Linked DNA regions of Homo sapiens: region 2 is linked to region 1. The links are chromatin loops, found by intact Hi-C in ENCODE. Cell type or tissue: PC-3. All regions are shown on one strand. Links, peaks and the distances in the headings refer to the core of each region. The heading gives the core; the rest is flanking DNA.

What was found. Hi-C counts contacts between places; a loop is a spot of excess contacts. Peaks named below come from ENCODE experiments on the same cell type or tissue, not always from the same donor. Only the 100,000 strongest peaks of a DNase experiment are listed, where the experiment ranks them.
Region 2: a loop joins it to region 1, with 3 times the contacts of the local background. A loop is called at or near these places in 1 of 110 quality-filtered maps.

What each region holds. Positions count from the first base shown.
Region 1 is chr1:215,267,483-215,278,404 of GRCh38, reverse strand. No RefSeq gene overlaps it. Among named protein-coding and RNA genes, the nearest start is that of KCNK2, 190 kb to the right of the region's middle. In PC-3, for the core only: a CTCF peak has its summit at 8,249; a DNase peak (open chromatin) is centred at 4,374; H3K27ac peaks cover 568 bases.
Region 2 is chr1:215,183,039-215,193,960 of GRCh38, reverse strand. All of the region lies in intron 5 of KCNK2 (potassium two pore domain channel subfamily K member 2), which reads right to left. Among named protein-coding and RNA genes, the nearest start is that of KCNK2, 110 kb to the right of the region's middle. In PC-3, for the core only: no CTCF peak of the experiment used is centred there; a DNase peak (open chromatin) is centred at 1,430; H3K4me3 peaks cover 432 bases; H3K27ac peaks cover 2,193 bases.

The sequences.
Region 1 (10,922 bases), core at 896-8,895:
TAAGCCAGGAAGAGTGCCCCCACCAAAACCCAACCATGGTGGCATCTTGATCTTGGACCTCTAGCTCCAGAATGGTGAGAAAATAAATTTATGTTGTTTAAGCCACGCAGTATATGTCAGCCTGAGCTGACTAAGACACAGGCAAAGTGTTTTAAATGAAACTTTTGGATGAATTAAACTGTCTCCACTAATAACATTCTTACAATTTTTCTGCAAATGATACGACTCAATTTAACTTTTTTAAGACTCATTTTACTGGATGTTTGGTCACTGAGAAGTCATGAGTTGATTATTTTATTGTATGACATTGCAGGTATAACCTATTAAAATAACAAGATGACTCTAAATGACTTTTGATGCGGTTACAAACTCATCAACAGCAAGAAAATAGTGGAAAATTCATATCCCTTCTCTTTTCTTCTGCAAGAAAATCATTGAAATTCAGAGCAATGCCCGGAATCATGATTAACTAAGTTGGATGTGCCATTCTTAGAGTATATAATTTGAAATGCCACACATACTCCACCAAACTACAGCTGTATCTTAATAGAACGTGATAGCAAGCTAAATTGTGTATAAGATTCTGAGGGCTTAGGAGGATCTGATTGGCAGAGAACCAAACAAAGCCATCCTCTGAGTCAGTCAGATGTTCAGATTTCCAGTAAAGGTTCCACAAACAACTACCCAAATGCATTGACAGTCAACTGCCAAAACAACAGCTTCTCTTTTTTTTCCAAAGCAGTACTTGTGTACAATCCATAAACAAACTGTCAAAGATGTTGTACATCTGGACGACACAGTTGCAAAGTTAATTTTGGTTGGAAGAAAACTACATCCCTGGTTTTCATTTGAGTGGAATTTTGATCAGGGAAAGAATTATATTGTGGGCATTTCTAATGTTTCTAAGGACACGTGCAATAGTGCCACAAGCTGCCAAACACAGAGGATTCTGATAAATAAAATTAACCCTTTGAGTGAAGTCTAGGAAACAGTGAAGGCTTCAACTCATGGACTGTTTAGCTTCATGGACCAGCAAGTATCCCGGAGCATTCGACATCACATTATAGACTTGAAAGTTCAAGATTCATATTACAAAAATAACTTTCTTCTTATGTATGTATGTTTTCTAAAAATTAGATAGGTGTCTACTAAGTGGATGATGCTACCTAGTGCATGAGAAATACTGAGTAGTTTCTCTTGCCTTACAGGATTGTGGTAAGTTTTGTACTCTTAGAAGGAGTAACCACCATTATCAAAATAGTCAAAGTCCTCTAGCACCTTTGCTGATGCAGAGCACTTAGGGCATTAAACCTCTCTAATATTTCTTTCATTCCTGATATTATTGAGATTCATCTAAATCCAGTGTCTCCAGGAAATGACAGAGAGTCAAACATCTCTTCCCATCTGAGTCCTTTTCAAAATAAAAAAAAAAAATAACCATGTGCATAATGACAGGACTCACTGAAGAGTAATTATAAGTGTGGAGAAAGAAAAAAGTGAATAACTTTCATGATATTGCACAACTGAACCCATATAAAAGCCAGATTCTTTCCACCATGTTCTTAATCTTTCCCACTTCTCCCCTGAGTAGGTTATGGTCAACTGCATAATACAGCTGCCTTCTATTCTGTTGTTGCAATGGGCTCTTGATAGTTTCCATCTGCAGTCTGGACCACCTCTGAAGTCTACTCAGTTCAGATTACCACCGAACAAAGTGTCTGAGGTTCTTTCAACACTCAACTATCAGGTTCACCCAAGAATATCTGTCCTAGCAGCCTTCATCACCATTCTAAAAGAAGTGGCCTTCCACTTCCATACAGTTGAGTAAAATATTTATATAACCTGGGCTCAAGATCCTGACTTAAAATATGAGTAAAGTCAACAACAAAAAAAAGGTTATAAATGGATGAATTGGAGAAACTATTTATTTTTACAAGGATTGAAAACTTGGCCAAAGAATCACCACAATTATCCTAAATAATAATAACTCCTAGTATAATCACTGTATACAACTTGTTTAATAAATTTTACCTGCAACTGTATATGCAAGCAAAAATATCACCTTTTATGTCAGTATTTCATACTTTTCAAGTGTATTAACTCATATTTTCTTAATAACAATTTTATAACCAATTTAGAGCAAGAATGGTGTCAATTTTATAGCTGAAGATTCTGAGAGAAATTAGAAGACTAGTCTAAGATCATATTGATTGGGAATTAAAATAAAAAGTCAGGTTTTAATTTCAAGATCTCTGTGTTTTCTACTATACAGTGTCTACTTCTGAACCTTTATACTTAATAAAAATATTTAGGGGAATTAACACATGACAGCCGTTGCTATTTAAGGTTTAATGATTAGGGATCCTAAGTATTAAGGATTATGAATATTAACTCATGATCAACATTATAGTCCATCCATGACTTTATATATTTTTCAATGTCATCATAAATGGCTGTCTGTTGACCTCAACACTTCTTAATTACACCTTAAGCACAAGGACAGGCTCCATCTGTATCTAGGAAATATGAAGCCCTATATATTTTCTAGTGAGCAGGGAAGCAAAATTTGCTATTAATCTCATATTCACCTGTGACTTACTTCTAATAACTGTGCTTCTGTGTTGATCTTCTTAAAAAGCTACTCTCTTAAACCTTTGTTCTGGTATCTCTTTCCTCTTGCCCCAGTTCTTATCTTGTTTTAATGCCAGGCACTTTAGTTCCTTTAGTTTGAGGGATTTTTCTTGTCCTAATAGTCCCTGTATCTTCAAACAGTACTCATCACCCTTGCACAAGCATTCTCAGCCTTGGAGGGAGATGTCCTTCATGCCAATGTTAGTCTCCCTGCTGGGCTCAGGAGGGCTGCCTGGTGAAGATACCATAGACGTGGAGTCCAATCGTGATGGGTTTAGTCATTCATTCCTCACTTTCATCCACTAGCTTTAATCTCTACTACAAATCCATCAGGTAGGTATTAAATTCCCATGTACAAATTATGAAACCAATACAAGTCATTTGGCCTCCAGAAGTCTCAGTTTCATAATTTTTAAAATGCCACTACCATTATTACTTAACCAGGGACTCTGTAATATTGACTAGAGATTGAACTGCCCTCGATCACTGCCTTTCAGGCTTTGTGGATTCTCTATAGATCCTAGAGCATGTGTCAAGGATCCCAGATCCCTTTCTTCCTGGTTAGCTATACTTTATGGCAATCTGGGCTTCCAAATGTCTCCAGGACAAGTATAAACTGACAGAGCAAAGTATAGCAGTTTAGATGAGCACCTTCTTCACATAAGTTTAAAACAGCAAACACACATTATGTACTATGCAATTTAAAACAATTATTCACTTTAGTTCACTTCAAATTTCCCTATGTTATTATTCCCCTTTGTACTTGCAACAGTCCCATGTTCACTTTACCTTGTTTTGTTTTCCCTCACAATGCATATTCGTCATTGCTCTCTGGCATTATGTTGTAGATTGATTTGCTTATTGTCAGGGCCCCTTTCATGAACAAAGACTCCCCTTATGAAAAGAAGGTTTTCTGTTTTGTTTACCTCTTTTTCTCCATACACATAGAGGATTATGGGGCATCCATAGTTTTTCAATAATATCTGTTAAGGAAGAAGGGAGTGAAGGAAGAAAGGAAGGGAGTGAAGGAAGAAAGGAAAGAAGGAAGTAGGAAGTGAAGGGAGAAAAGAAGGAAGGAAGGAACGAAAGAAGGAAGGAGCAGAGGGAGGGAGAAAGGGGCATGTTTGGGTTAAGTTTGGGAAAGATAAAAGTTTTAATTTTGATAATGATATCTAAGACTTACTGAGTACTTATATGTGCTAGTAAGAAATTGATATATACTAATTAATCTAATAGTGCAAATACATGTTAAGAGATAGGTAAGATTGGGAAACTGAAACACAAAGAGGTTCAGTTACCAGTTGATGGTCACACAGTTCATAATTTAGTTGAGTTAACATACAAACCCAGGAAATTTAACTTCACGTCTCATACCCTTAATCTCCATGACGTATTGCTTCTTGCCAGTAGTAACTGATTCACTGAATAAAAAATGAGACTGATCATCTATACCTATTCAACAAAGTAACCCGATGAAGCAACTCCAAGAATGTTATTAGCAACTATTACTGAATTCCATAAACTCAAAAAATCCTCCTTGTTTAGGCAACTTTACTGTGAACACTTGAAATAAGAAGACTTGGAGAGCAAGAGACAGAGAGTGAGAAGGACGAGTCTGGATTACACATTTCTTATCCAGACCCAGTATAGATTAATAAATCACAAACCATTGAATTCATAAGACATCCTCATGCAACTCCAAGGGTATTTCAAGGAACCTTCCCATCTGGAATCTGTGCTGATTCTTTTCATATTGTATTTCCCTAAGGATGACTCACAGGAAATTGAGGTTTCAGAAATATGTTGTGTTTTTTTATGGCACTTCTCTACCTTCACCAAAAAGTTTTAAAGATAAGCGACTTTGTGGTTATGTTTTTTTCTCACTGAGTTTAAATAAAAAAACACTTTTTCAATTTTTTTTACAGCTTCTCTAATTGTAATGATGTTTATACCTACACGATGATGATGATGATGGCAGTGATGATGATCCTCTTGATTGTGGTATAAATATTCCAGTAAGTGAGGGTAAAAAGAGGGTGGAAAAAACCCTCAATAAGAGATATAATTGCAGTCAAAAAACAGTTGTTGGGCTTAAGTATTACATATATGGAGCTATGCTATATATTGTGAGAGTATGAAAAATATATGGCATCACCCTGTCTCACAGAGTACACAGTGTTGGAGTCAAAGGTAGACCAGATGTCTCCAGCATGAGATGAGGGCAGTAGGTATAAAACAGGTATCAGGTACAATGACCACACATTCACTGGGAAATGATTGATTTCAACTGGAGGATCACTCAAGCTTTTGGGAAAGGGTGACATTTGAAATAGGTCCTGAGAGATTGTATAGACTTTCTTTAAAAAACACCATGAGGAGTAAAGAGGAAATTTGCAAAAGGTGCCAGTATTAATGGAAGGAGTGGCTTCCCTCCCTCTATTTTTTCCTTTCTTCCTTCTTTCTTTCATTCCAATGCCTTATATACTCTTAAATGTTTAATGGGCCAGTACAGAAGTTCATGAATCTCTTTTCAGTGCCTAGAGTGATGTAATGTTCAATAAATATTATTATTTTATTTTTAGTTGACAAATAATAGTTGCATATATGTATGAGGTACACAGTGATGTCTTGATACATATATAGTGATTAGATCAGGATAATTAGCAAATCCATCATCTCAAATACTTATTTCCTTGTGTTAGGAACATTAAATATTCTCTTTCTAGCTATTTGAAACTATATATTATTGTTAACTAGAGTCATCCCATAGAGGTACAGAATAATAGAAATAATCCCTCCTATATAGCTGTAATTTTTTTCTTTGAGACAGAATTTTACTCTTGTTGCCCAGGCTGGAGTGCAATAGCACAAGCTTGGCTCAGCACAACCTCTGCCTCCCGGGTTCAAGTGATTCTCCTGCCTCAGCCTCCTGAGTGGCTGGGATTACAGGCATGCGTCACCATGCCTGGCTAATTTTGTATTTTTAGTGGAGACGGGGTTTCTCCATGTTGGTCAGGTTGGTCTCAAACTCCCCACCTCAGATGATCGGTCCACCTCGGCCTACTGAAGTGCTGGGATTACAGGCGTGAGCCACCACGCCCAGCCATAATTTTTATTCTTTAACAGATCTTCCCATATCCCTCCTTTCTCAGCCTCTAGCATCCTCTGTTCAACTTTTTACTGCTATGATATTAGCTTTTCTTAGCTTCCACATGAGAGTGAGAATATTCAGTGTTTATCTTTCTATCCCTGGCTTATTTCACTTACCATAATGTCTTCCAATTCCATTCATGTTACTGTCAATGACAGGATTTTTTTTCTTTTTTATGGCTGAATAGTATTCCATGGTGTGTGTGTGTGTGTGTGTGTGTGTGTGTGTGTGTGTGTGTATATATATATATATATATATGCCACATTTTCTTCATCCACTTATCTGCTGTTGGACACCTAGATTTGTTCCGTATCTTGGCTATTGTAAATAGTGCTGCAATAAACATGGGGGTGCAAATGTCTCTCCAATATAATTATTTTCTCTTCTCTCAATAAATATTATTGAAAAAAAAGGTTATCATGTGTACGAATGGGCACCCAGATAAACAATTCTAATTTGCAAATTAAAGCAAAACTTTCATCTATCTAATTTATTATTTTGAAGTAAAAAAAATTATGAAGATCTATATGAACCACCCATTATGTAATTGCAAGAGAGAGAAAAGAATGAATAAGAATTCAGGCTCTGAGCTATCTGGAACAGGAACCATATCTTTACTCATTCAATAGATATTTTGTTTAGTACTTACAATATGCCATCTTCTGTATTAAGTATTATGTACAACAATGAATGATATGGTCTTTGCCAATGCTGTGCATGCATTTAATGGGAAAGAAAGATAGGTGATATAGGTGTATGATGCTAATGATTATTAGATAATGTCTACTGTGTCTATTTCCAGGCACTATATTAGGCACTACAAACACACCGTTTATTTGGTCACCCATCCTCTACGGAAGGTATTATCTCCATTTGACACATAGGATTTAAAGCTTAGATAAGTCACACAACTTGTCCAAGGTCACACAGATATTTTACTTTTTTTTTTTTTTTGAGACAGAGCCTTGCTCTGTTGCCCAGGCTGGGGTGTAGTGGCGTGGTCTTGGCTCACTGCAATCTCCATCTCCCAGGCTCAAGCAATTCTCATGCCTCAGCTTCCCCAGTAGCTGGGATTACAGGTGTGCACCATCATGCCTGGATAATTTTTTGTATTTTTTGTAGAGACGGGGTTTTGCCATGTTGGCCAGGCTGGTCCTGAATGCCTGACCTCAAGCAATCCGCCCCCACCCCAGTCTCCCAAAGTGTTGGGATTCCAGGCATGAGCCACTGTGCCCAGCCAACACAGCTATTTTAAGTGATAGAGTTGGGATTAAACCTTTCAGATTCTGAAATCTATGCTCTTAGCTGTTCATTCTACAGTTATAGGCGTTGGAAATAGTCATTTCTTAGATTGTTGCCTATGTTGAATCTTAAGGAATAATTACAAACGTATATGGAAGGAAAGGAGTGGAATGGATGTTGGAGGCAAGAAAACAAGTATTTCATGAAGACTAGGGCACATGGTGTGTTGGAAGAAAGGTGTCGGAGATATGGTTAGAAATACAGAAATGAGATGGCTTATAAGAAGCACTGGATACTTAGGCTCAGGCAGTGGCTCACCACCCTGGCAAAACAATAGAATCAACTGGGGAATGTTTAAAAAATGTAAGAGGCTGGGCACCTGTCCAGACCAGTTAAAATGAAGTCTCTAAGGGTAGGGTTCAGGCATCTGCATTTTTAAAAGTTTTCCTGGTGTAATTCTAGCACGGTGTTGGGTGAAAAGCACTGGGCTGAAGTGATGGGAACCATTGAGGGAGTTTAGGCCGAGAAGTGTGGCAGATGGAAAGGAGAGGCCCAGAGTAGAGGCCGGGAAGTCATTGAGAAGGAAGCGCATCAGTGATGGCGAGGGGCTAAGGAGAGTTAGGAGCAAAAGGGAAGGAATTAAAGGGGGAGATGTAAGAGATAATTAGGGAGTGGAATACACAGGTTTGATATCCACTTGGATGGGTGGGCTGGATAAGATGAGGAAGTAATAGTGACTCTTCCATTTCCAGTTTGGGTGACTGCATGGAAGTTAATCTCTTTTATTGAAAGGGCAGATACAGGAGGAAGGGCAGGTTTGCGGAAAAAATGATGAAGCGAAAATTCTGTGAATTAGACTAAGATGGAACTCTCAGAGGAGTTGCAGAAGAGCCAGGGAGAGTGACACTCCAACAGCTAGGAGAACAGGAGCAAATTGTCAACACTGTCAAACATCTCTGGAACAAGGGACGACATGATTTTATTGAACATATTTAAAACAAAATACCATCCCATGATGTAGTTTTTCTTCCTCTGTCTATCTTCTAAGAAGATTCCTGCTCGGGATGTATAAACAAATGGGGATAAGTGCATAACTGGAAGAGGCCTGTGCCATTTATGAAGTCATTGTCCCCAGCTCCAAACTGACCCTCTATGCTCTGCTTTTTGATGCTAGGGCAGAATTCCAGAAACCACATTTCTGCTTTGTTAGGCTCTGCCAGTGAGGGGCACTAGTGAGAGACTGCAAGGCTGGAGAAGGAACAAGCAACAGTCTTGGCTGTATTCTCCCTGAGGGCTGTGACTACTAGCAGCACTTCAGAGTTTGTTGTTGTTGTTGTTGTTGTTGTTGTTGTTGTTGTTGTTGTTGTTTTGACTCCATAGTACACCAGTTTGCTTGTTTGTTTCAACGCAGCAGGTGAAACCCGTTCGTAGTTTTTCCCGCACTTGCAGATCAGCTCCATTATGTTCTCTGCCTGAAAACACCAGCACCAACTGTCTGCTGACCCCTTTTCCGTAGACAAAGGTCTCAAGTCTACAGGGCCTTTTCTCCAAGCTCCAATGCACCAGCACTAGCTGAACAAGCACCTTCTCATCAAATGGCTTAATTTCTGCAACAGAGAGCCCCTAGCTAAGGTTCTAAAGATTAATAATTGCAAACTCTCCCGTTTGTTCCCTCAGCCCTAGGGGTGGTAGCTACTTTCTGCAGTTTATATCTTTAAAAAAAAAAATGCTTTCTTTTATCTGTTTAAGAACTTTGTAAATAGTTAACAGTTCTTTACATTAAATTTTCTGGGTTCAAATAGCCAGTACTGTGTCTGTCTCCTGAATGGGCCCTTCCTTACACAGTAATTGGTTCCATAACCAGAAATTTATTTTAGGAAACAAATCCTTAAAGTTATGTTGGATTAATATGGTCATGTCCTTAGATTGAACGCAATATCAAGATCCTTGCCAATGGTAAATGAGGTGCTAATCACTAATTGCATGTAGATGCACTACACTTAATCACATCACCACCTGTGGTTGATTGTGATGAAGTGTCTACTGAAGCAAGAACCTTGGGAACCCAAGTGACTATTTCATTTGACTCTTACTGGAGTAAGGATGCCTATGTGGACTGTGGTATGGGATGGATTCTTATGAGCATCTACTTATTCAATCCCCATGCCAACCCTAGGAGGAAGCATGATCACAGCTTAAATAAGGTCATATCATGGCTTGATCTTCCTATCATGATGCATCCTCATTAGCTTTTTGCTGTCAAGTGCACAAGAGTGGTTAGAAGATGGAAACTATAAACATAGGTCTTTAAACTCTCAATTCAAGTCATGGTCAGAGAACCACAAACTTTTCATGACAACCCTAAATAAGTCTCATTTTTCTGCAGCCATGTGACCAATATTTTAAGAAGCTATACTTAAAATACTGTGAAGTTTGCAGAATTACAATACGTATTGAATTCATAGCCTTACAAAGTCTCTCACAAGAAAGTGAAAGCATTGATAAGGAAGAAATGGGACTCAGAAACTTGAAATGGACAAATTAATTCATACTCAGATGAGGCTGAGAATCTTAGATTCAAGTCACTCTGAGCCCCCCTGTAAATACATGCCAATTGCTTACCTGAACAGGCTGAGAATTCCTAATCTGAACATCCAAAATCTGAAATATTCCAAAATATAAAATTTTGTGCATGCCAACATAACCTACAAGTGGAAAATTCCACACATAAGTACTTAACACAAACTTTGTTTCATGCACAAAATTATTGTAAAATATTATATGAAGTTACCTTCAGGCTACGTGTATAATATTTATATAAAACATGAGTTTCATGTTTAGACTTGGATTCCATCCCCAAGATACTTCGTTATATGTATGCAAATATTCCAAATCCCCAAATTTGAAACACTTCTGGTCCCAAGCTTTTCAGATAAGGGATACTCAGCCTGTAGCTGAAAAGACAAGCTTTCCCTTGCCTGAAAACTCTGCAACCATCTGTCTAGGAACTGGACTGTTGTCTTGCAAGTGAATGCTCATTTTATGTAAGATTAACCTCAGCCATCTCTTATTGTCACTATAACTGACTTATAACTAGGTTCAGAACTCAGCATGCTCCATGGGTCTGGTACAGAATCTGACCCAAAGAAAAATAGCTTATACATCAAAATAATTGCAAGATTTTGTAAATAATATTGATAGAAACCTAGGAAATATGTGTAGGAGATAATTCCAATGGGGAGTTAGAATAAGGATGGTGAAATGTAAAACTAGATCAGGTCTAACTTATTAAATAAGTGGAATTTTGAAATATTCCTAATATAGTGGGTTAGGCTGTAAAGCCAGAAGTGATTCTAACAGTTTCTTTGTTTTGTTTACTTAAAATTGAACTTAACAGTGTCTTAAATTGAATAAATTGAAGTAGAAGGAGATAGCAGAGATTTCATGGTAAGATGAAGTGGAAGGAATCCAAAGACATAGGGAGAGAAGAATATTAGGCAAATTGTATAATATGCAAACGTGACACCTATCCTCCAACTACATCACCCTAACCAACCCAATACCTTCATTACATTATTGAGAAACACATACATGTGCAAAGCACCTACATCTTTACATAGCTCTGTGATGGCTGTCTTCTGTAAGCCAACTATGAGTATGGAAAATAACATAACTGAGATGGAATTTCTGATTTTAATGGAAATGATGAGATCCTGGGGTAAAAGGAATGTTTGTTTTACTTTTTTGTTTACATTTGTTTTACTTTTTCTGTTGGCAGTATTTAACCACCAAAGATAAGACAGGCACATTTACCATAAAAGTTAGCCATGGTTGAGTAATATAATGGTTTTTTTTTTGGTTTTAATTTTTTCCCCTGCTTTATTAAAATATAATTTAC
Region 2 (10,922 bases), core at 1,134-9,133, 85 kb after region 1:
AAGGAAAGTAAGAAGGGGAAAAGTGAGTCTTAGGTAATGAGGATCAAAACATGGAATAGCACAGTGTGGAAAATATATAGTATAGTCAAATGACTTTTAGTCATGGATGAATCTCCACATGTATTGGGCCAAAGAGCAGATAAGTAGAAGAGAGAAATCTAGAAAAAGTAGGCTGTATCAGATTGTAAAGATTTGATCTTAACTCCATGGAGAATAGGTAAAAGTCTCTCGGGAGATAAGTCCTGTGTATTCGTGTTTGACTATCTCCACAGAAAGATCTAGTGGCAGAGAAGAACAAATTGACAGGGAAGCCCCATGAGAAGCTTTTGTTCTGAATTAGCTAAGAAATTATTGTGTCTGAGATAGGGCAGAGATGGCAAGAAGAGTCATTTTACAGGCCGAATCATCAAGGATTCATGGCCAATTACTTGGTGGGATAAGTGAGAGGAAGAGCTCTCTGGTGACCAAAGACCAAAGATATTGTAACTGAATAGGGGAAGAAAGAGTGACTTTAAAAAAAAAAAAAGTAATTAAAACTGAGAACTGACAGGTTCGAAGTGCTTGAGGTAATAACCAACAAGATCCTTACATGCAAATCTAACACTTAATAGAACAGGGCAGAAGATAAGGATTTTAGGACCAACAGCATAGAGACTGGAGGTGCTTAAACAGAGCATGGATTTGCCCAATTCACAAAAATTCAGCCAGTAAATTGCAAGTATATCAAAGATCAAGTATAAAATACTGAGTATAACATTATTGTAGAGAAATTAAATTTTGCTAATAAGTTGCAGGTATATATTAAAAATCAAGTATAAATTGCAAGTATATATTAAAATCAAGTATAAAATACTGAGTATAACATTATTGTAGAGAAATTTAATTTTGCTAATAAATTGCAGGTATATATTAAAAATCAAGTATGCATTGCAAGTATATATTAAATCAAGTATAAAATACTGAGTATAACATTATTGTAGAGAAATTAAATTTTAAGTTGCTCATAATGACATTTTCAAATAATAAAGGGTCAATAAAAAGCATTTTTCTGTCAGGTAAATAATTTGAATAGGCATCGTTCAGCTTTCTTTTGGGACAAAAATAATTTTAGAACACATTTTACAAAGTGAATAATATTACTTTCAAATATTATAAAATTTTTACTTTTTGCAACATTAAAAGCTTATTTCTGGGAATAATTATAAATGCATCTCGTGATGGTTAAGAGTTGGCCCATGGAGGATACGGCTCTAAAACTTCACAGAACTGACTTAAGAAATATGTGTGTAAACCTGTTACATGATAGTCTCACCAGTGAATTTCATTTTTTCAAATGTTTCCATTTCAATGAAACCAAAATGACATTTTTTCCCAAGTACTTTCCCTTTCAAAACCAGAAAAAATCTTCATCCAAATATTTGTGACTCATTTAACACATAAGTTCACCAAGATGTTGACTTTAGAAGAGTTAGTTCATGCTCAGATTACTTTTTATAAGTCTTCTTTCTTATAAACAGGATGTCACAGTTTGAAAAGAGTAAATTAGCTTAATCACTAAAAGGTCTATATTTGGGTAAAATGTTCAACCCACAAGTTTTAGTGGAGTCTAAGCCCAGGGGAAAAAAATGCTTTTCCTTTTTAAATTGCCACTCTCAAGATGAAATACTGGCAGTCAGATGATCTAGGAAAAACGAATACTATATATAAGAAATATTGTCAAACAACTCCCAAATCCTACTCACTTGCTGATATCTAAGATTCATGAATTAATTTTCACATTAATCAATTCACTTCATCTAAGAATCTTATCCAAATTAACATATCTGTGATGTCAGGATAACTTGCTAAGAAAAAATGTTTTATTTTTAAATTAGGAATAAATTAGGAAATACCTTTTAAAAAACTTCTTGACTTTTACAAGCATTAATTTCAGTCTAGCTATGTTGAGGAAACCTACCTATTTGTCTCTGGCTTACTAAGAATCGAGTGTAATTTCTATTATTGACTTCTTGTTATTGACAGGGCCACTGCCCCTGTCTCCCACGCTCTGTTTTTTCTCTTTCCACAGACTTCTGAGATGCAGCCTACAAGATGCTACAGCCCACTCTCCCCTCCTAGGTTCCCCACCGACCTGGCAGAAATATTCACTCCACTGCTCTTTTTTCTTTACTACCACTAAAATCATGCACATAAATCCTTTCCATTTTAAGAGCTTTCTGGCTAATCATAATAGGACAGTAAACAGATGGTAATAAAAATAACAAAAAAGTGTGGAGGTATAAAGGTTTTGGGAATCTTATAAACTTTTCCAAGTAGTTAAAATAAGTCTACTCATCCTGACATTCTTATATGACATGTGACAGCTTCTTTTAGATGGTGTAATCTCTCTCCGGATCTCTTGCCCTTATTGCTTGTGTAAGGAACTCAGTCAGAGCCTAATCCAATCTAGTAGATTAAACTACAAAAAATATAGCTCAGGAAAGTTCAGGCTGGTATTATTGCTAGGAAACCATTATCTCCACAAAGCAGGTTTCCTAAACATTTGCTGGAAACAGTCCCTCTACCCAGCATTAAGAAAGCCCTATTCTAGCTGGCTCCAAAGAATCATTGATTAGGCAACAGAACAACCCATGAGGCCGTGGCAGACACCTTTTAAAAGGCATTTTTTTTTTTTTTTGAGATGCAGCCTCACTCTGTCACCCAGGCAAGAGTGCAGTGGTGCATTTCGGCTCACTGCAACTTCCACCTCCCGTATTCAAGCGATTCTCCTGCCTCAGCTTCCCGAGAAGCTGGGAATACAGGCACCTGCCACCACGCCTGACGAATTTTTGTATTTTTAGTAGAGACAGGGTTTCACCACGCTGGCAAGGCTGGTCTTGAACTCCTAACCTCAAGTGATCTGCATGCCTTGGCCTCCCAAAGTACTAGGATTACAGGCATGAGCCACCATGCCTGGCCCCTAGAAGACTTAAAAAAAAAAAAAGAAAGAAAGAAAAATTGGCTCTGTAAACCCTGCCTAACCCAGTTAATATGCTCATTTCCACTGATTTACAGAATATTCAAAATCAGATTGGAAGAGTGGGATGAGAAGGAAGACTTACTGATTACCTCCATGAACGAAATCATTCCATCCTAACACCCTGTGGGTAGGTGTTGAGGGGAGTTGCATTCTCACGCTTCACACTTCCATTGACTTAGGGCAGGGCTGTTAGTTAAGACCATGCGGCCATAGAACTAAGTCACATTGCCAGCTTCCTTTTGCAGCAATAAAGCTGATGATCCAATTGCCATCACTCTCATGGTCTCTTTGGAACTCAGGAATGAAAGACCAGTTTGTATGGGCTCCTTGAAATCCCAACAGTAAGTATCCCACTTTAAAATGGAGATATCACAATCTCAGTAGAGAAAATAACATATGTCAGGCCACCCAAGAAAGGGGTAGCAGAGCTAGAGTTTAACACAGGTGTCTGAATAGCTCCAAAACACAGGCTCCTTCATTGAACCCAGTGGTCCACGTCACCTATGATGTCACCTACTGTCCTTCTTATCATTTATCCACCAACCTATTTTGCTCATACTGCCTGGGAGGTACTTAGCTAAGGCAGGAAATACCAAATTGCACAAGGCATGCCTCTTCTCCTCAAGGTTCTCACCTAGAAACCACGTGGGTCTGAGGACAAGCATCATTCCACCAAGAGCCTCCTTACCTTGCTCTGTCCTCTCTCCAGCGTTCCCAGCCATCGGCCCTCTTCGATGCTAAAGAACTTGGGCATACAACATCCCCTCTTAGTTAAATATAATTTTCTTTTTCTGTGAATTTTTTTCTGAATAACAAAATATTTAGGAAGGAAGAAAAAAGATATATCCTGGTTTTAAAGGATAACCTAGCCACTCCGGACTAAGGTTATCAGTTCCATACATCTCTTCTGATTTTCTAAAATGGCATATCTGTTACAGAATATAAACATAGATATATAACTCCATTTTAAAGAAAGTAGGGATCATTCCTTTAAATCAGCCTATAAGTATTTTAGCTTAAATATCAAACATGGATTTTAATTTTGGGGGGTTTACTTGACTTTACTTTTATTAATTAAAGCTATCCTGTCTTAATATGAAGGAGGGAAAATCTTAATTTCTGTTTTAGTATATCTTATTGTGTTATTAAGTAATTTTACTGAATAAGGTGTTTCTCACTGCTTCAAGGACTGAGAACCCCTTTTAATGATGTTATAAATTCTATTTTCTTTATAACAAATGGAAATATGACTTCAGTATTAAACAACAGCTTACCTACTAAACTAAACTTTTCATATGCCATTGAGTCGGAAAACCAGAATGCCAAAAAAGGTGTCATTTGAACTTATATTTGGGGATTTTAAATTTTAGCATTCAAGAAGTTGTCCGTGTCCCTGTAGGTACTTGTTCTTAAATTGGGAAAACTGCCATGAGAACAGCAGTCTCATGATCATAAAGAAAGAAAAATCAACACATGATGTCACTCACTCATCCTTTATAAAGATGGAACAGTATATAGATGTACCCAATTGTTATTCTTAGAAATTGTCTTTAAATCTCAATCTAGAACAATTTGGAATATTTTTCACGGAATGTAGTACAATTTACTTCCTGCCTCACAAAGCCGTAATTATCAATCACTGAATGCTTTTCTCCTCAATTTTTTCTCCACATGTTTTTACAATACTTCTATATATCCATTCAGAACCCTAAAAGTTAAGTAACTTTTTGGTTTGTCCACAGTCCCTAAGACTTCTGAACCATTTGGGTCAAATCCCACTTATTAAATCATGCAGATGGCCATTATTTCTGTTGTGAGTTCTCCGAGAGTCACAAGTTAAATCAGGGAGTGACTAAACCCTCTACAGAATTTTCCTGTATTATAAAACAGAGCAAATAGCAGGAAGAGAAAAAGATTCCCTACTTAGTTGTTGCTCCTGGATTTCATACATTCTGTCTTACAGGAACAGGAACTAGAGCAATTATTCTCACTAAGTGCTAAGCACAGTATCTAATATACAATATGTGTCCATTAAACACCTAACCAAACAAATGACCAATGAATATAAAACATCTCCCTAGCAGTCACACAAACCCTCCTTTTCCAAACAAAGCAATTTTTCTGAGCCATTGTGATGGTGGTAATGACTGCTCTTCAACAGATCTCACTCTTTATCAGGTACTTTCCTTGTTATCTGTTAAATTCCTGGCAAATTTCTACTCAGTTATCAGCTCAACAATAGCAATTTTAATACCTGGCCTTTGACATGGTTGCAAAACTCTTAGTCAACACAAGGTGCTGTTTTCTAGAGGGTCTCTACTTGAACTAACTGCTTGGGGGTTAGGGGAGAAACATGCCATGGTTTTTTAAAGAGATTTATGTTTTCATAATAAAATTCTCTTAAATTGAGCAAGCTCTGAGCACTCCACTGAATGAGTCATAATTTCAGTTATACAGGAAAGCAAATAGTTTGCTTACTAAAAATTACATTTCCAATAATGACTTTGAAAATGTAATTCCAAGAAGACTGAATCCTTAATATGAGACATACAAATGTGTGCTTCCCAAGTAAAAAATGTGATGGCAAATGATTATAACACTGTGAAAAACTATAAAAATGTAGTAAAGGTAAATATGCCAGAAGAGGAAAAATTTTACCTGGGAAAGTCCCAAATTGTATTGTACCTCTATAGGAGGGAGCACAGGGTACTAAGCAGGAAGCCTGACTGACCTGGTAAGCATTCAAAACTACATGTGTGATGAAGAAAATTTCATTATTTAACCAAATATACTCAATTTCACTGATCAGAATTCCATGATGATGTATTTGGATGGTTAAATAAATTCATGCTCAGATGGAATATGTGTTTTCATAATATTAACCATGAGGATTTCTTAGAACATCTGGATTTTTGCCTAGAACTTTTGGATTTTATTAGAAAACTAGGTAATGTGAGGACACTGCTTTGTGAAACTATAAATTCTTCTCTGGTTTTTTCACTCTTTCACATTACCCTTTACAAAATATTAACCTCAGGTTTATGAAAAGGAGTACTATTTTTCTTTCTTTCCTCTTTTTTTTTTTTTTTTTTAAATTTTTGAGACAGGGTCTTGCTCTGTCACCCAGGCTAGAGAGCTGTGGTGCAATCATAGTTCACTGCAACCTCGAATTCCTGTAATTCTGAAAAGGAGTGTTAAGGACTTCACTGGGCAGCTTCTAAACAAGCTGTGGAAATGAATTCACTGGCTTGTATGACCCCTTTAAGGTATAGACCCTAAGGGTTTATATTAAAGGAGCTACCAGCCTTGAAAAGAAATTTTAAATTGTGTTAGGTTGGGTAATTATTTCACTTTTCTCTAATTTTGAAGAAGAATCACTAACACTTTATGTGTTTTTTTTTTAAGTCTTGGACCTTTGTAAAAGAAGACAAGTTGTAAAAAAGCAAGTGTTCATACATTACCGTATAATTAATAAGACTTCTTAGATTTTAATAAAGAAAGAGAAAAGTTGATTTAGCTCTCAGGAAGGCAAGCATGACTTAACTTATCACCTGAGACTTCCAGTCAAATAAAAAATAAAATGACAAAAGTTAGGAAACAGAACGTAGAGAATCAACACTAATTCTCACATACAATTTTGCCATTAACTTTAACTTATCTGTACAAATTTGATTATACATCATTATTGATGCTTTTAAAATCCCAGCAATTTGGGCAGCCAAGGCAGAAAGTTCGCTTGAGCCCAGGAGTTCAAGACCAGCATGGGCAACGAAGGAGATCTCATCTCTACAAAAAATACAGAAAATTAGCTGGGTATGGTGGCATGTGCCTGTGGTCCCAGCAACTTGGGAGGCTGAGGCAAGAGGATTACTTGAGCCCAGAATGTCGAGGCTGCAGTGAGCCACGATCACACCACTGCACTCCAGCCTAGGCTACAGAGTGAGACTCTGTCTCAAAAAATAAAAAGATAAAATAAAATTAAGTAAATAACACTTTGCAAAATAATTTCCTTTCTCTCTTCTCACCCTTTAGGAAGAATTACTCTGCACTTGCCACTCTTAGCAACAGGGGTCTGCTTACTCATATGTCAAATAAAAGTGTCTACAGATTCTGTGGCCTCCCAAGTGCTTTTTAGCCCCAGAACACTGAGCACTGAGAGAGAACAGAAAGTGCCATCGGGAAGGAGCAGATACCAATCACTAAGGTAACCAGTCACTAAAACATGTTCTCTGCATAAATAAATATGAAGTTAAAATTTTCTGGGAGATCTCTTCCTGTAGAGAAAGTACTAAATGCTGAATTCCTATATTCAGTCACATACACAGAGACACCTGAGCACTGCCTATTTATCTGCACCGGTGATCTCTAAATGCTTTTGATTCATCACTCACAGTGATAAATGGCAAAGTATTGCACATTACTTATGAATTAGAAATGTATTATGCTCTACTATATCATAAGTATTACGATATATAAAAATAAAAAGTGAAGAAATAATGAGATTTAGAAATACATAGAAATAGGAGTTTTCATATTTTCTTTTTTTTCAAGATGGGGCCTCGCCCTGTTGCCCAGGATGGAGTGCAGTGGCACCTTCATAGCCCACCGCAGCAAGACCTCCTCCCACCTCAGCCTCCCAAATAGCTAGGACTACAGCTGCATGCCACCATGTACAGCTAATTTTTAAAAATGTTTGTAGAGACAAGAGTCTCACTATGTTGCCCAGGCTGGTCTTGAACTTCTGGCCACAAGTGATCTTCCTGCCTTGGCCTCTCAAGTGCTGCCATTTTGCCACCATACCCAGCCTAATCGTCATGTTCTCTTATCATAGAAAATCTACTTTTCTTGCTCATTCCCTGGGGACAAGCACTATTTCAGAGTTCTGGTCTAAACCACCCCATCATCACTTGTTCTTAAGATGCTTCTAATAATTATACTGATGTTAAGAAATACAGATCTATTACAATCTGCATCCTAAACATTTATAAATCACTTTCCAAAATATACTTCTTTTCCTTTAATAACACCACAGTTTGAAGAATACATTCTTTAAGTTGCCTTCAGAAAAGTTCAATATAACAATGTAGCTGAACCCTGATCCTCCTCAGAGCAGATTTTGCAGGTTTTGCAGATTGACATCAAATATTAAGTGTGCATTATGGAAGGGACGTCTTTGTTTCCTTATGAGATTTATAGCCCAATAGAAAGATGAGGAGGTTCAAGTTAGAGCAATTCCTCTTGCTTTTCCCTGGCAAAATAGCAAAATTAAGCGAGAACACTGTCTTTAGGACATCTAATAGCAAGAGGGAAAGTTCTAAACAGTAAATAATTGATATTTCCCAGATGGGAAACTCACTCAATAGCTAATTTTACAGTCATAAGGTACCCAGAAGCAAAGTCTAATTTTGTGTACTCTATTGGACTATATGAGGCAATTCTTTTCCAAGATCCTTTAAAAAAATTCACAATTTCTGTTTTTCCAAAGACTCTTGCAAAGGGCACACATCTGCTACCCAGCCGTTGCCACATCTGCCCCCCAATCCACATTCTCATTCCAAAAACACTCCCTGGACACAAGGACCTGGAATGTAAAGATTACAGTACTAGAAACAGGGTATCATAGCTTCACAAAGACCAACACAGCCACAAAAATATATAAGTTAAGGAGATAGTGATGAATCAGCAAAAATAGTGTCAATTTATCTTACTCAGCATCTGTCATATTAATCACATCAAATTCTTATGCTAATTATAATTAACGTATATTTCTATAAGTTTGTATTATTTCCTCTGTCAAATAAAAAAAAATTAACAGATTTGAAGATGGGTAACAATATAATAAAAGCTAGTAAAAATAAAGTTGTTTATTTGATTATTCTTATTAGCACACAGCTATCATTCTCCTATTCTCCTATGATACTATGCCATGACTCTGAATTTTTCATCTTCTACAAAATGATAAAGAAAAATATTTTTTTCCTAAGCTGGTTTATACAATGGTCACAAATATAATATTGTTTAGGACTCCACCCACATTCATTTTTATTTATACTTTTTGTATTTTTTTTGGTCTCAGATCATGAGGGCCACATACTGAATTGACACTGTTAGTTGTTTAAAATAACACTGATATGGTTTGGGCTGTGTTCCCACCCAAATCTCATCTTGAATTGTAGTTCCCATAATCCCCACCTGTCATGAAAGGGACCCTATGGGAGGTAATTGAATCATAGGAGTGGTTTCCCCCATGCTATTCTCATGATAGTGAGTAAGTTCTCATGAAATCTGGTGGTTTTATAAGGTTCTCATTCTTCTTCTCCCTGTCACTATGTGAAGAAGGACATGTTTGCTTCCCCTTTTGCTATGATTGTAAGTTTCCTGAGGCCTCCCCAACCATGTTGAACTATGAGTCTATTAAACCTCTTTCCTTTATAAATTACCCAGTCTCAGGTATGTCTTTATTAGCAGCGTGAGAATGGACTAATACAAACACATACAATACGACATCAGGCCTGAAAATATAAAACGTGTCACATAATACCTATATATTCCACAGTTGCCATAAGGCCTTGTTAGTTATATTTAAAAAGTGATAAGACAGCCTAAGATTAATGCATCACAAGTATATTTTTGTTATCATCACTATATCTCACTTTCTCCTGTAATAACAAACTTTCCATTTCTACTTAAGCCAGTTATACACTTTGAATAAGAGGTAGAAAAATGAGTGTTTCAGGACACAAGCTTATCTTATACGGAGTTAGAAATGTCTCAAATTCTCCTTCCCACATTCTACTAATTATGAAACTAAAAGATCTTCAGCAGAGTGATGCACCCTCCTTTCCCAGGGTCCTCATCCAGAGAGGATATACACTGGTACATCTAGACTGTAGATGTCCTCTGTACATCTACAGTGCACAGAGAGGTGTACACTGTATTTTTGACCAAAAGCAAAGCTTTGTTCATAAAAGTGTCCCCATCTTCATGGATATTAGTGGCTTTGTCTGGTTGAACCTTAATTAACAAATCAATAGAAACAGATAAATATTAGCCCTCTCTGAGATCTTACAGAACTTCAGAAAGTATTTTCTGTTCTAAAAATATTTAAGTAAGAAATTTGCGTCAAGGAAGAACAGTAAACAGCCAAAAAGTATAAAACTCTCTTAAAACTAAATTACACTAATGAGAATTTTAATAACACATTCCTACTCTAATTTTTACCATGTTTTTAATACTTCAAACTGAATTTTTTAAGAGAATGGTTTAGATTTATGGTAGCTGGTAAAAATGATCCATAATAGATTAGCACACTTACTTTTACCATTATTGTATTTTACTTAAAATTGGAGTTAGAACAATAGTAATAGTGGGAAATATAATTGCGAAAAAGAGAACTGAACTAATAGGCACATAGGACCTTACAGATACAACAATAAAGCAAATGGCAGTTGAAATAACACATATATCATAGAAGAGGAAAAGTTTTTAAAATTTGAGTAGAAAAACGTAGACACTTTAGGTCTACATGACCTATTTTAGGTTAAGTTAAAAAATGCTGTCCTAAGTTTGAAAATTAAGTGGGTAAATATCTTAGAGAAAAAAATATTTTACGTAGCCAAGAACTTCTTCTGAAGTTTGCAGCTGTTTTTAAAACTAAGGCAGAAAAGAGCCTAAGTAGAAAGGGCAAAGATAAGTTAAACCTGAATTCTTGTGCCACTAAAAATAATAATAATAGATTCATTTTTTTCCCCAAGATGGAAAAAATGATTAATGGCTTTTAGTGTGCTTCAGTCACTTGAAAATAGCAAGATAGTGCATAAAGATCAACCCCGTAAGCTTTAATTCAAGAAGGAAAATGAGAATTCACTGGAATCATGTAGGAAACCCCAGAACCCGGGGAGGA